Linked DNA regions of Mus musculus: region 2 is linked to region 1. Evidence: chromatin loops called from intact Hi-C (ENCODE). Cell type or tissue: left cerebral cortex. All regions are shown on one strand. Links, peaks and the distances in the headings refer to the core of each region. The heading gives the core; the rest is flanking DNA. Region 1 has its middle 29 kb from the start of Gm15521. Region 2 holds the start of Snx19 (sorting nexin 19).

Region 1 (2,909 bases), core at 250-2,749:
TGGCAGAGGAATGTGTCTCCTGAGGGCTTTGTGGGTGGATGAAATGTCCTTGGTGGGGGCTGGAGCCCCTTTGAAAGTCACATAAAGGTTGAAGGTTTGGTTCCCTAGGATAGCAGCAGATAGTCTGCTCAGGAATAAAGAGATCCATCTTCTTGACCCAACTCCAGGGTACTGAGCTAGCCTTGTCATCTGCATCATAGCAGTGGATAGCCCAGCACACTGGTGATTCTTTACTGTGCTATGCTCAGCTGTTGACCCTCTCTTTCCTCCTAAATGTATCGTGTGGATCTGAAGCAGACTGGGGCAAGGGAGGGCAGGTCTGAGTGTAGCTGCCACAGGGGTGTGAGTTCCTCTTCCCCATGAACACCTCAGAAGTATGGGAGGAAGACAGAAGGAACTGCAATGTGGGGGCCTTGCAGCAGAGCACAGACACTCGCATGCCTTCAGGATGCAGGCAGCCAAGCTGCTCCTCTAAAGGCAGCTACAGTTGCAGCATACCCAAGCTTACACAGCAAACACACTCCAAGCCACAGATGAGCCCAGTTCCACATGACTTGGAAAGCAGGGTGATACCCCAGCAGACGCGTGGCTGCCCAGGCAGCTGGTACTCCCTACAGTCCCCCTGATAGTCCCCATCATGTCACTGACTCTTGTCAAGGTCTGACTCAAGCTGCCTGATATCATTGTCTCTGACTACAATGACTTGATCAGCAAGGATAGGGCAGGGAATTGCGTCTCAAGGGCCATCAGGTGACAGAGAAGGCTGTATGAGAGTGCCTTGATCAGGTGAGTTTTGTAGAACTCTTGGTACATGCAGGGGGCCTAGTGGAAATTTCTAGAATGGAAACACTAAAGACTTTGCAGTGCTGGGCCACTTGGAGAACCTGTGGAACTAGGGCTACCCAGGGCTCCTGGGTGGGTGGGTGGGTGGGGCATATTCTTGGTCTGGTATTCAGCTATAAGATGGTGGTAGCCTCCTCCTCTCATCATAGCCTCCCTGAAAGGAGGCCCATCTGCCCAGCACCCCCTTGCATTTCTGTACACCTCAGGGAAATATTTTCTGAGAAGTGCTAATTATCCCCCCCCCCCCACCATGTCTGTCTTCACGCCTGTGAAGGTGAGTGACTTTCTTCCTGTCTCCTTATAGTAATCCTGGTCACCCACCTATCTGTGCAAATGGACAAAGCCTCTGATTATGAATGGCTCTGAATGCTGCTGCAATTGTGTTTGTTTCCTATAGGGAAATATAGCAATTGCTATTTGTTCTTGCTAGGTGGAACCCATGTGAGCATCCAGGAGCTCTTATAGTCACTGTTGGATCCCTGCCATCTCAGTTCTTCCTTGGAGGCAGGAGAGCAGAGCTGTTACATGAACACAGCTTTTTAAAAGTAAAACGCCAGAACGGGGACTTGACATCCCCAGTTATGGAAAAGGAGGTTCCTTTGAGGGCCCTTCCTTGTGCCCAGTCTGTTGGTGACAGACACTGATGGGTTGAAAAAGCATAGAGAAAAGGGGAGGGGAAAATAGCATCTTGGGAAGATAATTGACTTTGGAAAAATGCTATGTCTGAGATGGAAGAAGGAAAACAAGTGAAAATATGTTATTTTACAACCTTGGTCCTCCTGACCTCATTGAAAATAAATATACACACAGCAGGTACAGCTTAGTGGAGGTCTAGCATGGGGTACTGGCGCCCTCTTGTGGCCATAGGAAATAATGCTCTCTTTTTCCTCTTTCTTTCCCTCCTTCCCTCCCTCTTACTGTCCCTCCCTTCCTCCCTCCCTCCTTCCCTTTCTCACTCCTCTATCTCTTCCTCCATGAGTATTTGGTCTCTCTCTCTCTCTCTCTCTCTCTCTCTCTCTCTCTCTCTCTCTCTCTCTCTCTCTCTCTCTCTCTCTCTCTCTCTCTCTCTGTGTGTGTGTGTATACATGCCCATAGTTACCAATAAAGAAGGTACATTGCAGAGAGGCGTGTTTGGGCATCCCCTGAATTCAAACTAAAATGTTTTGAGAAATAACTGCAGTTTCTTGTTTTCTCAAGGCATTTTCATACCAGAAGAGGAGATGGTGGCACTGAAGATAGGAAACCCATTCTTAAAGATTAGTTTGCTGTGTGTGTGTGTGTGTGTGTGTGTGTGTGTGTGTGTGTGTGTGTGTACAGCCGTCGTGGTCTCAGCTTCACCATTTGTAAAATGATGAACTTGAACAGGGGAACAGGGTTACACCTCAGTTTCTTTTGGCCCATGACAGCCCCTGAGGAAAAGCCAGGCTCTAGGAAGCTGCCAAGCCATGACAATGACCTAGGAATGGAACTCCTTGCATTAGAATTGCAACAGCCTTTTGTTTCCATTCAATGGTGCAAAATAAGGTCCACGTTGAACCCACTTGGCAAGCCTAAGTTCCCTGCCTGCTTACCTGAAAAGCTCCATCTCTGAAACTCTCAGAAGGAGACACAAATCTTCCCTTTGAGAGGATGCTACCAGGGACCCCCACCCACCTCACTGAAGGATGGGTAGTCACAGAGCTTAGAGAGTGGGCATCACCCTGAGCTCTGGATTAGTTTTCAAAACACGGGCTAACTGTTCGTGGGATTTGATCTTTTATCTTCCCCTTTATTTGAAACTCAACCCAATACACTCACCAGTGAAATGAAAGCTCTCTGGTAAGCCAGGCACCCCACAAGGTGCCTCTTTCCTTCTCCATCTCTCCATATGTGGAGTCTTTTGTCTTTTTGGATGTTTAGCCTGTGTGCAGACCTCCGCCTTCACTGGTACTCCCACCTCTTGGGCCTCCACCTCCAGATCCATCTTTGTGTTTATTGTAGTGTGAGACCAAAGGATCTTTGCTGTGGAAACCCCTGGGATACAGCTGTTCAGCAAGACAGTGATTTCCCGCGGCTACACTGTTTTA
Region 2 (2,909 bases), core at 199-2,698, 770 kb before region 1:
GTGGATCCAGTCAGGATCTGATAGCTTGCTGATCAGTGGTAAGATGACATTGCAAGTAATAACTTCAACCACAACGTGGCGTCCAGTCCTCGTCTCCAGGTGGGGCTTGGGCACTAACTCTTTTAGTATCAAGTTCACAATGCCACGTGCATAAGTGACCTCCGTGGTGGGACAGCTCATGGCAGGATGGGGAGCTGTAACCTGGCAGTAAGCATCCCACAGCTGGGAGGGCTGAACTGGACAGCTCTGCTCCTTTGCAGTAGCCTCCTTTGCCTGAATATAGCTCTGCAGGTGACAACCACAGAGAGTCAGAACCCTCTGGGTAAGAGCATGGCTGTCCACTATGCTCATCCGCCTTCGAAGCTCCTGAACCAACCCTTTCATGGCTGCCTCCATCTCTGCCTCGAAGGCCGGCTCATGGCTCACAGAACGATACCAGGATAACACGAAGTCTCGGATAATCATCTGGATAGTGCGGTTAATCTCCTGTTCCAGCTGCCTTTCTGCCTCGGGACATGGAGGACAGGTGGTGATGGTAATGAATCGTTCCAGGTGCAATTGACCTGAAGCCCCTAGGATGGCAGTGGAGCCCAGCCATCCTCCCAGCGCTACCAGCGATGCACATAGAAGGATCAGAAGCCACATGTTGACCAGAAGGTGGATGACCAGTAGCCAGCCCACCAAGACCCCCACGATCATTAGCTTCCGGCTACTCCATAGATTGCTGTGGACATAACTGGACTCGGAGATAGTCCCCTGGGTAGGGGACACTGTTTGTGCCTTCATGGTTGAAAGGACAGGTATGTTTCCACAGATGACAGCCTCCGATTTTATTTTGGTGTCAGGAGTGGGAGCATGAACTGTCACCGAAGAGAACAAGTCCAGCTGCTACTGAGTGAACTCTGGACCTTCGATACTACTGGCACTGCAGAGCGACAGAAAAAGCTCTGCTTCTCCCGCTCGCTTCTGTCGACAGGGCCCATCAACTAGCCTGTTCCAGCCGAGATGAGGAAAACTTTGCCGGCCTCCATCATGGCCCAGGCGGAGAGTCTCTTCGCAGCCCCGCGCGGCCCACGGACACTTACGAACTCCGAAGCAGCAGCCGGCAGATCGGGTCACACGTCGCTGGGGGACCCGTGCTCAGACTGCGCCCCTGGGAACGAACTCTTGGGGGGGTGGGGATCCTTCCGACCGCCGCGGCCAGCAGCCACAACAAGCTCCGGCCGCCCAGGCCACTACACTCCGCAACTCCAAAGTGGACAGAGCAGCGGGCCGGCTAGCAGCCGGCGACAGCTTCCGGGTCGCGGCCTGCGGGAGCGGGGTACGCTGGGAGAGCGGCCTGGTGGATCGGAGCCACGGACGCCCCCTGGTGGTGAGGAGCGGTGGTGACGGTGGGCGTACACACCGCTCTGCTAAGCTGAGAACCCAGAGCCCGTGCTCACCTGGGCCAAAACGGATACTCGCCCAGGCTCTTTAAAGTGCTGTTTGTAAATATCTCTAGAGGTTTAGGGAAACTTTCCGTAATGAGCTTTGTTTTAATTCCCTTGGAGACGTACTGTTGGGAGCTAGATTGATGAGGGATTTTAAAAATTCTCCTTGCTTCTTCCAGAACGCCCCACCTCTACCCCCACTCCACCCCCCCCCCCGACCCCCCTCCCAACTCTACTCAATTCACAGTCCACCTCTTTTGTTTTCCGGAGTAGTCAAAGGTAAGTATTAAGATGTGGGGCAGGTTTCTAGAGAGTATTTCCTATGTTTAGTCACTGGCTTGAAGAGTGGGTCCTTGTAGCCCTTGAAGCTAATTGGGGGAATGAGTTTATTTGACGTAAATCAGCTTTCAGTAAAGCGAGTCCCTATAAGATATAGTGAATTGCAAAATCTTAAGTACGTTCTGGAATGATTTTAGTGAATCGCAATGGTTAAAGGGAACCCATTAAGAAGATAGCCTTCGTGCTGAATCTTGAAGACTTTTCTGCCTGTCGGCTTCCTTTTCTTCCCATGTGCATAGGCATGCAAGGCAGAGGAAGAGACGTCTTGTTTTTAGTTTACCCTCTAACACATTTGCCCCTGTCTGTGTTCTGCTTTGAACACATCTGCCAGTTGTCAACTCAAAAAGAGTGACCTACAAAGAAAGTCAGTATCTGAAAGTGGCACTGGCTATGTGTAGAAGCATTGATGTCTTCTTTGTGTGAAGCCTCCACCTTGGTCCTTCTGGACTCTGCAGTGTGGCTCTCCTTTCCATTTGGACACAGATGAATGCCATCGCTCTTTACCAGTCTGTCCTCTGCTGTAGCCTTGAAGGATTTAGGCAAATTCACCAAATAAAACAAAACAACCCAACAACAACAACAACAAAACAAAGCAACAAAAAGCAAAAACTAAAACAAAACAACCCCCAACCCGCAAAAAAAAAAAAAAAAAACCAAGCAAAATAAAACAACCCTGTACCAGAGAGATCTTACAGCTTCCTTTTCTGTCTCCACTGCTGGTGTCAAGGTAATAACTTTATTTGAATACAAAGGAAACCATCATCTACAATTGGATGTGGTTGACAACTAACAGCCTCAAAGGCCAACAATATAGTTTAGGATCAAAGTGTTTCTAGGCAGGCAAGGTGATCTCTGGAGTTACAAAGCACTAATTCATGTTGCCAGGGTGAACATCCTTTCACTGTATCCTCCTCCCAACTGAAAGGAATGTGAGACCTGCAGACTGCCTGTCTTGTCCTCCCAAACTATCCTGTTGTTCCGGGAACAGTTACCTGACAGTAATGCTCTAGAGAAGTAAATATCCCTGCTGCCCACGCAAGAGTCACAGCAGAGACTTAAATGGCGGAGAACTAATGGTACCACTTAGGACTTCGCTTCTGCAGCTCAGAGAAAAACCTCCCATGCATCATGAGACCGAAA

Evidence for each region. Hi-C counts contacts between places; a loop is a spot of excess contacts. Peaks named below come from ENCODE experiments on the same cell type or tissue, not always from the same donor. Only the 100,000 strongest peaks of a DNase experiment are listed, where the experiment ranks them.
Region 2: it touches region 1 in a loop (9-fold over the local background); 24 of 42 quality-filtered maps call a loop at or near these places.

The regions. Positions count from the first base shown.
Region 1 is chr9:29,660,437-29,663,345 of GRCm38, reverse strand. It overlaps a transcript of Ntm not described here. Among named protein-coding and RNA genes, the nearest start is that of Gm15521, 29 kb to the right of the region's middle. In left cerebral cortex, for the core only: a CTCF peak has its summit at 1,695 (motif pointing left); DNase peaks (open chromatin) are centred at 1,391 and 1,691; H3K27ac peaks cover 372 bases.
Region 2 is chr9:30,425,445-30,428,353 of GRCm38, reverse strand. It overlaps Snx19 (sorting nexin 19), which reads right to left and starts at 1,025. Exons shown (of 11, transcript NM_028874.2): 1 at 1-1,025. The coding sequence starts at 786. It overlaps Gm30933 (predicted gene, 30933), which reads left to right and starts at 1,376. Exons shown (of 3, transcript NR_169179.1): 1 at 1,376-1,487. In left cerebral cortex, for the core only: a CTCF peak has its summit at 1,377 (motif pointing left); a DNase peak (open chromatin) is centred at 1,348; H3K4me3 peaks cover 1,309 bases; H3K27ac peaks cover 622 bases.